Regions from separate parts of the Mus musculus genome. Here region 2 is linked to region 1. A link is a contact called in ENCODE POLR2A ChIA-PET data. All regions are on one chromosome and are shown on one strand. The core of a region is the stretch at or near the end of the contact, and the rest is flanking DNA. Distances in the headings are between cores, read along the strand shown. Region 1 holds the start of C2cd2l (C2 calcium-dependent domain containing 2-like). Region 2 holds the start of Ccdc84 (coiled-coil domain containing 84).

Region 1 (4,746 bases), core at 541-3,040:
ATAGCTTTAACTGGCCTAGAACTCACTATTTAGACCAGGCTGCCTTCAAGTAATAGAGATCAGCCTGCCTCTGCCCCCTCCCTGACCAAGCTCTGGAACTAAAGGGATACACCACCATGCCTGGCTTTCCTGTATATTCCAGGCTGACCTTGAATTCAGTCCTTACTTAGCCTTCATAGAGCGGGGCATACAGGTGAGCCCTCCCACTCACTGCCAGAGAAGAGAGTTCTGCAGAGGAGAAGAACCAGCGTTCCTCAGGAAGGAATCTTGGTGGAGAAGAACCTTGCATTACGACAATTTCCTGCATCACTGGGTTCCTTGAACATGGATTTTCTTCCTGCTGACTCCTTTCTCCTAGGTTATATCCCAGCGTTCTCTCCTTCCTTGGCTCCATGTCTTCTGTTCCTAGATTAATGATGGAGATTCTAGTGATCTCCATTAGTTTTGGAGCTCGCTGTGGATGGTTAGGGTCACAGCAATGTTGCCTCACAATCTCACCTCTGTCTATCACCCCTTGCAGTAAAATCAGGCTATCTCAAGCTACATACCCTTTCCTCTTCTAGATCAGACAGCTCTGTTGCTGACAGCCATTTTTTTTTTTTTTTACCTACCCCTAGACCTTATATTGTTTACTCTCATGGGCTTGTTCCTTAGACAAATGGATTTGAAAGATATTTAACATCACATCCTATCTTGTGCGCAGAAGAAATTGTGTCAGACACCTCACCATATATATGTCTCTTGAGAAAAGAATTGCCCCTAATCTTTTTTTATAGATACCTTCCCCTGGCCCCAAGAAACAAAGATGAGCTCCAATCTTATGAGGATCTAGAGAAAAGGGTACATCCAGAGGTTGTAAATTGTGCAGTCTTCCTGGAACACCATTTCTTCGGAGTTGGCTGGGATATTACATATTTGGTGTGTGGGATGGGGTTTGGTTGTGATGCGCTCTCACCCAGGCTGGTTTCAAACTCCTTGGCAAAGGTATCACCCTGTTTCAGCCTCCTAAGTAGCTAGGACGACAGTCAGGTGGCACTACACGGGATGCCACATATTTGGATGAGAGACTTTTGACCAAATCTATTGATAGTCCAGTGCTACAATGCTAGCTCCCCTTTTCATTGCCATCCCTTCTACACGTGCTCCACAGGCAGGAGCTGTTACTATGGAAATGTATTATTTTTAAAAACAGACTCAGCCTTGGGCTTGGGAAATATCTCGAGAACAAACCCACGCAAGCAAGGTTAATAGGGGGTTCCTGAATCCTAGCTCCAAGGGGAAGGAGGACGATGGTAGTGTTCTATTCCCAACCTTTATCACGTTAAGCTTCATTTTTCTCGCCGCCGTTGACATTAGCTGGGTTTTGTCAGGCACTTCTATCTGGGAGGGACACCTTACTCCCTCTTCACCCAGTGCCTAGCTAGCTTCAGTCAAGGAGTAAGACCAGAAGCTGCTGAGCCAGGAGGTGTTAAAAGTGAGTGGTGATTTCCACAGGGACTAATTTTTAACCTACAGGCGTCCAACCCATAGAAATCTAAGAAACGTAGGGAGAACCAGGCGTCATCTCAGATAAGTGAAGTTCCCTTGCCTGGTACTGAAGGGGTGCACAGGGATTTCAGGACGGGGCGGAACAGCTAAAGACTCCGCCTATTCTCATCCCGGAATCCTCTACGTGTGCAACTCAACCCTCCCCCACTCCACCCTCCTCTAGCTCTGAGCGGCGGGTTAGCTCAGCCCCGCCCGGTGAGGGCGCGGCTCCTTTAAGGGCGGGTGGGGGCGGGGCGCCGGCGGTGTTGTCAGTGTCAGTTCTGCGCACGCAGCCCTCCCGGAGCCGGTGCCGGCCCGCGAGCCCCGGTATCTCTGCAGGCTGGTCCCTGCCCGGGTCCGGCGGGGCCCCACGCCGTGGGAGGAATCGGGTGATAGCTGGAACCTAGCTGGGGTCACACCGCCGGTGTTAGGGATCCAGATCTCTGGCTACGGAGACAGAGCTCGAGCGTCGCGACCCCGGAGGACCTCTTCTCCATCCGTGGCACCCACTGGTCCTGGAATCTCGGCGGCGCCGGAGAGCCCCGGAGCCCGCGCGCTCAGCCCCGGGGGAGCTCGCCCACGCCCCACGGTCCATCCGGGCCATGCTCCCCCGGGGCAGCGGCTGAACCCGAGCCGGGACCCGAGCCCGCGGGAGCATGGATCCGGACTGGGGGCAGCGGGATGTGGGCTGGGCGGCCCTGCTGGTTCTCTTCGCCGCCTCGCTGATCACGGTATTGGGCTGGATGCTGCAGTATGCCCGGGGTTTGTGGCTGTCGCGAGCCGATGGGGGCCGAGACTCCCGACCTGCCTCAGCTGCTGAGCCCGGGGGTTCACTGCGCGAGCTGGGTGTGTGGCGTTCGCTGCTGCGTTTGCGGGCGACCCGGACCAGCACCCCCGAGGAAGCCGGCGTACGGGGCCTCCTGGCTTCGCTCTTTGCCTTCAAGTCTTTCCGGGAGAACTGGCAACGGGCTTGGGTGCGAGCCTTGAATGAGCAGGCCTGCAGGGACGGGGTGAGTTGCACTGAGCCCCTGTGTCGTCCCTTCAGCTTTGCCTTCTAGGGAAGAGCTTGCTCATGTTAGGAGGGCTGGATTAGAGCTGGGGATCAACTGGAGAACCCTCCAGCTTTCTCTTTCAGATCAGAGAAGAGCGTGCAGGTTAGACTGGGGCTTGTAAAGAAGTCCAGTTATATACCAAATTTTCTATTTTTGTGAGCAAGGTACTCTGGTTCTAAACCCAGCACAAGTTACTGTTCTCATAGCAACGCTAATCCGTGTGCCTTAGGGCACTTCCGCCTAGACTGGCCTGGTTGGGCCAAGGGAGACAGGTGCACCTGCAGAAGGAATTTGCCTGGTCCTCATGCCACCACACCCAGTTAAGATTTCAGGCTCCCAAACCCTGGTGGTCAGGTAGAGCCCCCACGGTAACTGAATCATCTCTCCATATTTTAGTAATTTCACTACTACAGTCCTCCAGGCTGGCCTGCAGTGTAGTGTTAAAGGAAAGTAGTTTAGTTAAAGGGCATATTGATAACCTGCGTCCTTTCTAATGCATGAACTTGGGCTGCCCCTTCAGGGTCGCTCATAAACCAGAGCAGCCAGCCACCTCCACCCGTTGCACCCTGGGCATCTGGCCTCCCAGGAAGTGGGCAGGAATCAGAGTCATGAGACTGAGGTTGGGTGGAAGGCAGAGGTCTCCCATTTCTGGACCATTTCCCTTCCTGGCCATCAGACTATCAGCTCCTTGTGGAAACAGGTCTTTCTCTGTTTCCAGCCATAAGAGCTTGGAGGCTTTGCCCTATTAATCCAGATGCCTAGAGACTGAAGTGGCCCCCAAGAAGTTCTCCTGTTTCCTCTTGTCAGCTGGCCAGCTGAAAGCCAGATGACATCTGTCAGTTTATACATTGACCCTACCCCTCCAACCTGGCTCTTCCTGTACCTTGTCCCTGGGACAGCTGACTCAGCTGGACATTGGCCTCTCCTGCAGGGGGAGGAGAGAGGGGAACTAAGCACTCATCTCCCCAACTGGCATGACTTTTGAAGAAGAAAGCTGCCACCGCAGGGAAGTTTGCTAGGGAAAGTGAATGAGCTCTGTGCATTTTGTTTTCTCTATCTCAAGCCTGCAGGACATACCCAGCCCAGGCTGTGCCCCCTTCCTCAGGTAGTTCTTCTACCCTGCTTTCCACTGCTGTAGAAGAATTAGGGAGTGGCTCTTTCGAGAGCTAAGCTAATCGGCTTTCCGCTCCCTAATACTCCTGCTGTCCACCCTAAGGAATTATCTAGGCTTGGGACCCCTGAGCCCTCCCTCTGAGCTTGCTTCTCTTCCTAGCACTTCTGATGGGGTTTCCTGGAGACATGATAAGTTAGTCTTTATTTCTAAGAACTTAAGCAGCGTGATAGGATACCATTGACCATTCACATCCTGTTTGTTTGGGGAAAGGCTTAGCCTTATTTCTTCATCTTATTTTATAGCACATGACACAACCATTTCACTTCAGCCTTGCCCAGCAGTGACCATGTCACTCTCTTGTTGTCATTGTCACTTACCTCTATTTGTGATTACAGTGAATGATGAGGTGGAGGGGTGAAGAGGGAAACAGGGAGTACAGAGAGGTTCCAGGGATTTGAAGAATTACCCAAGGTTCAAAGGCAAGCTGGCCTCTAAGGTAGCCTCTGGAAGCTGCAGATCCCTGGAGACAGTGGGGCTGCAGGGGAAACCTTCTGCCCTAAGCTGTTGAGCCAAGAAGGGGCCAGAGGCCAGCCTGGAGCCGAGGCCTCTGCAGTGCTAGAATCAAGCCAGCAATTGGGCAGACCAGCCCTGCAGGGGACAGCTCCAGAGACTTGATCTTGTGCCCACATTACTTCCTCAGAGCTCCATCCAAATCGCCTTTGAAGAGATACCCCAACTCCCACCAAGAGCCAGCATCAGTCATGTGACCTGCGTTGACCAATCAGAGCGCACCATGGTAAGGGTCTGGTGGGCACTACAAGATGGGGCAGACCCCAAGGTTCCCTTTAGTATGAGGGGTCTTAATTTGGAGTTTCTGTGTGTCTTAAGGACCTAAGGATTTGTTTCAGGAGGTCTGAGAACCTCACTGACGTGATAGGCAAAGTAAGTGTGTGTGTATGTGGGGGTCTGTTTCTAGGGAGAGAAGAGTTTTTGTCTTTGTTTTGAGACAGGATTTTACTGTGTAGGTCTGCCTGTCCTGGAACTCACTCTGTA
Region 2 (4,780 bases), core at 2,201-4,700, 98 kb before region 1:
GAGAGACAGCTCAGCAGTTAAGAATAGTAGCTGATTTTCTAGAGAACCTGGGTTTGAGTCCCAACGCCCAGAAAGCAGCTCACAACCCTCTATAACTCCATCCTAGGGAAATTTGGCCTTTAACAGCACTGCACAGACAGAGTTCACAGATATTCATTCAGACAAAAACATTAAAAATTTAAAAATAGCTGTGTCGTGCTGGTGTATGCTTTTAATCCCAGTACTCCAGAGGCAGAGGCAGGCAGATCTCTGTGGGTTGAGGCCAGCCTGGTCTACAGAGTGAGTTCCAAGATAGCCAAGGCTACACAGAGAAACCCTGACTGGAAAAACTAAAATAAATAAAATAAAATAAAGCAAATAAAAATCTACATTCTGGTTCAAATTTTATAATCAAATAAACTTATTTTATTATTTCACTTTTAATTATATGTATGGGAATATGCACATTCATAATAGTGCCAGTTGGAGCTTGGATGTAGGGAACAGAACATGGGTTCTCTTGAAGAGCAACAAATGCTCTTAACCCCTGAGCCATCCCTTCAGCCTTTTAACAGATTCTCCCCAAATAGCTACAGGGCATCCCATGACTGTTCTATTCCATTTTCAGCTCTCAGGTAAATGACACAGAGATCTGGTATTTTTATTAACAACCTTCTGCTACTGTGCTGGACAGGTTACTCTGACCCTCTAAGGCTGCCTGCTTTCCAGCCACATGGTCCTTTTCCTTCCATCTGAGCCTTACCCTGCTCACTCTGCCCCGCGTGTGTCCTCATGGTGAATCCTCCTGGTCCCTCCACATGGCCTCTCCACATCTTCCTCTCCTCTCTTCCCCCCACGCCCCTTGGGACTCAGATGTCCCACCTCCTCTGTCCTCTCCAGCCCAGCCAACGAGCTGATCAGCTCTTTTATTAACCAATCAGAGATGATAGAAAACAACTTTTACGTAACAGTGAGACCAGAGATGCTGGACCATGCCATACTCCCAACTGCAACTAGATGTGTGGGCATAGAAATATTGAAATCAGCATCTGAACATACAGAGCACAAAACCACACCCCAACATCCAGATAGAGTGATTCCCCCCACTGTAAACTGAAAATGCTCTGAATGCCTCTAACACAGAGAACTTCCTCATTCACCTTAGAGCATGGGTTGTTTCCCTCATGATGCCAGGGCTAACTGGAGCTGTGGCTCATGCTGCTGCCCAGTATCAAAAGAGAAAAACTGGCAGCTCTTCCACAGGACATCAGTTCAATTCCTAGCACCCACTTGTATGGCTCACCCTTAAGTTGAAATCCTCAACTTGACCCCTGCCCCGACATGGTTCAGCAAATTCCATTTCTTCTCTCTCCCTCCAACCCCACCCACTCAGAAAACCTCTGAGCAGATAAACACCAGAAAGGTCCAGTCCAGCATTCCTGACAGGTGCCAAGTCGCCCTGAACACCACCTACCCTGTCCTCAACCCCAATCGGCGCCCACACCATAATCTGCCTCCAACCTCTTCTGGTGTTTCGAGCCCTGTGACTGGTGAAGTCATTAAGGGGCCTGTCCCCAAATAAACCTGCCTTTTTACTCTTAATTTTGCTGAACTGGCTTTTTTTTTTTTTTTTTTTTTTTTTTTTTTCTGAGACAGGATTTCTCTGTATAGCCCTGGCTGTCCTGGAACTCACTTTGTAGACTCAGAAATCCGCCTGCCTCTGCCTCCCGAGTGCTTGGACTAAAGGTGTGCGCCACCACGCCCGGTGTGAACTGGCTTATTTCTTTGGTGGAGAAAAACTTATCACTCAGTGTGTAATTACAGTTCCAGGAGAATTGATGCCCTCTTGTGCCCTCCAAGGGCACTAAGCTTTCATGTAGCACACATATACATAAAATAACAATTAAAAACTACAAAAACCTGAGCATTGTTGCTTACATTTAGAACTGCAGCACTCAGAGGCTGAAGCGGGAGGATCTTTGTGAGGTAAGAGGCTAGCTCAGGTGCAAAATCTTGGTAAAAGGGGAGGGAGAGAATGAGAGCACACTCATGCCGGACAGATGGTTCAGTGGTGAAGAGCACCTGCTGTTGCGAAGATCCAAGTTCAGTCGTCGGGAGCCTAGGGATCCTACAAAGTACCGCCTCACACAAGAGATGCATTGGGAAAGATACAAGAAAAAGATCGTCTCTACCCAGGCAAAAAGCAGCAAGGAACCACATACGAGGCAAGCATAATATAGAATGGGATTGGCGGGGCACTTTCCAGGGTAGTTTTTGATTGGTGGGATTTTATGGTCTGATCTTGGGCAAACTCCTGGATTGGTGGAATTTTGTGACCTGCTCTAGGAGCAAGCTCAGTGATTGGTGGAATTCTGTGGCATGTTTTTAGGGTAAACTCAGTGATTGGTGGAATTCTATAGTCTGATTTTTTTGGGACAAACTCAGGGATTGGTAGGATTTTGAAGCCTAATACAGGATTTTTTTTTCCTTCCTGCCGGGTGGGGCTTGACTACCTGTATATGCAGGCGCTGGAAACCTGGCCACTCAAGGAACTTAATTGTAAAGATGCTGGGTTTTGTTTCACACAAGCCAAGTTCAGGTGGGAAATGAGCATTTGGTAGAGGAGACTGGCAGGAAAATACTATCAAGTAAGCTTAATTGCAGAGACCTTGGGAGCAGACTGCTTTGAGCAACTTTGGAACAAATGGGGAAAAACATATTGGGTCTGACCTGGGCGGCGTATGACATTATTCTTGTAATGGCGATAGAGCATGATTCACTGTAACCATTCAAGTTTTCAGAATTAGATTTCCCAGCCAATGCTCGGAGAAATGACTTACAGAGAATATTCTTGTGCAGAACACCTTTGAAAATTAAGAATATCACAGTCTGCCGGGCAGTGGTGGCACACGCCTTTAACCCCAGCACTTGGGAGGCAGAGCCAGGCGGATTTCTGATTTCGAGGCCAGACTGGTCTACAAAGTGAGCTCCAGGACCCTTCCTCGAAAAACCAAAAAAAAAAAAAGAATATCACAGTGACTTAGACCCCTGCAGGTCTCAGGGAAGCTGGAGGGGCTGCTTAATACACCTCTCTAGCTTTCCTCAGAGGTCCTCATTTCTTCAGGAGTAGATTTTTTTTTTCCCATGTGTAAAATGCCAATAATCTCACACCACAAAGCATCGACGTGAGGATTCGGTGAGGTCATTAGCACAAAGCACGGGGTCACAGTGTGCGCCCTGAAATTACCAGTTCTGCGTTGTTACGCTAAACTGGGTCTTTGTCAACGCCTGAAAGTGTGCGATCTGAGGTCCTAACTGGCGTGCATTCTTTCTCGTTCTTTCACAAGCTGCCGGGTTTTCTGCGGGTGCGTGGGAGGTGGGGGCCCGGAGTGAATATTCCGCGCAGCCGCAGAACGGATTGCAATAGCGCCTACTGCCTCTAGGGGAACCGGGAGCTCCTAGGTCGCCCCGCCCCGTCCGGCCCGGAAGGGTCAGGGGTCAGTGGGTGGTGACGAGCCGCCGCTGTGTGGGTGTTCCCGGGTCCTGGGTCTATGGCGCCACCGCAGCGATGTCCTCTGTGTCGGCAAACTTTCTTCTGTGGTCGCGGTCACGTCTACAGCCACAAGCACCAGCGGCAGTTGAAGGGGGCTCTGGAGCGGCTTCTACCGCAGGTGCGGACCCGGGGCTGGGGAGGCCAGGAATGTGGGCTGGTTTCAGGGTCCTAGCTGGCTTCTGTCCTGCAGGTGGAGGCCGCCCGCCGGGCCGTCCGCGCCGCCCAGGTGGAGCGCTATGTCCCCGAGCACGATCGGTGCTGTTGGTGCCCGTGCTGTGGCTGCGAAGTGCGAAAACACCTGAGCCATGGCAACCTGACAGTGCTACACGGGGGTCTGCTGGAACATCTGGCCAGGTGACAACTGGAAAACACCCACCTCCCCCGTACAGACAGAGAGTTGTACACACGTGTGGCATGGGAAGTTGAAATTGGGGAGAAGGAAGGTCGACTTTGTGACTTAGTTGGGTTATGGACTGAACTACCTGGCCAACCGTGGAGTTTAGTGGATCTTAGCCCTTCCACGGTCCCAGTGGTGTGGGTGATCTTTCTAGAAAAGCCAGGTTGCTCTCCTCTCACCACCACCACACACTTTATTGGAAGAAAGGAGTCCCAAGATAGAGGTCTTGAAGAGGTTGGTATAAACAATCCTCTTCTCTCTGCCAAGCCCACAGAAGCAACCCAATGGCCAATCTGCATTACTTACCTAGTGCTCTGACATTCGGTACAGTTTTACTCTCTTAATGACTAGCTACGATTACTCTTTCTCTCCATTCTCAGCCCAGAGCACAAGAAAGCCACCAACAAATTCTGGTGGGAGAACAAGGCCAATGCCCAGATGAAAGAGAAGTTTCTGATCTCCCCCCAGGATTATGCACGGTGAGTTACGTGTTCGTGAGTTATCCAGGTCTTTGTCAGGCACAAGAGCTTCTTTTTTTTTTTTTTAAAGTGGTTTTTTTTATGCCATTCTTTTTTTTTTTTTTTTTTTTTTTTAGATTTATTTATTTATTTATTTATTATATGTAAGTACACTGTAGCTGTCTTCAGACACTCCAGAAGAGGGAGTCAGATCTCGTTACGGATGGTTGTGAGCCAACATGTGGTTGCTGGGATTTGAACTCCGGACCTTCGGAAGAGCAGTCGGGTGAGCCATCTCACCAGCCCCACGAGAGCTTCTTTAAATTGGGGAGTTCTGAGGGAGTGTGATGGTCCACATATGTAACCCCAGGACTAGGGAAGCAAAGAATGGAT

Evidence for each region. ChIA-PET counts read pairs that join two places held with the same protein, here RNA polymerase II (POLR2A).
Region 2: POLR2A ChIA-PET joins it to region 1 with 17 read pairs in embryonic stem cell. The contact joins the promoter of Ccdc84 here to the promoter of C2cd2l in region 1. POLR2A ChIA-PET finds 5 or more read pairs at or near these places in 5 of 5 experiments (Patski and embryonic stem cell).

The regions. Positions count from the first base shown.
Region 1 is chr9:44,317,326-44,322,071 of GRCm38, reverse strand. It overlaps C2cd2l (C2 calcium-dependent domain containing 2-like), which reads left to right and starts at 1,790. Exons shown (of 14, transcript NM_027909.2): 1 at 1,790-2,537; 2 at 4,394-4,489. The coding sequence starts at 2,184.
Region 2 is chr9:44,416,739-44,421,518 of GRCm38, reverse strand. It overlaps Ccdc84 (coiled-coil domain containing 84), which reads left to right and starts at 3,450. Exons shown (of 11, transcript NM_201372.4): 1 at 3,450-3,650; 2 at 3,723-3,886; 3 at 4,310-4,408. The coding sequence starts at 3,531.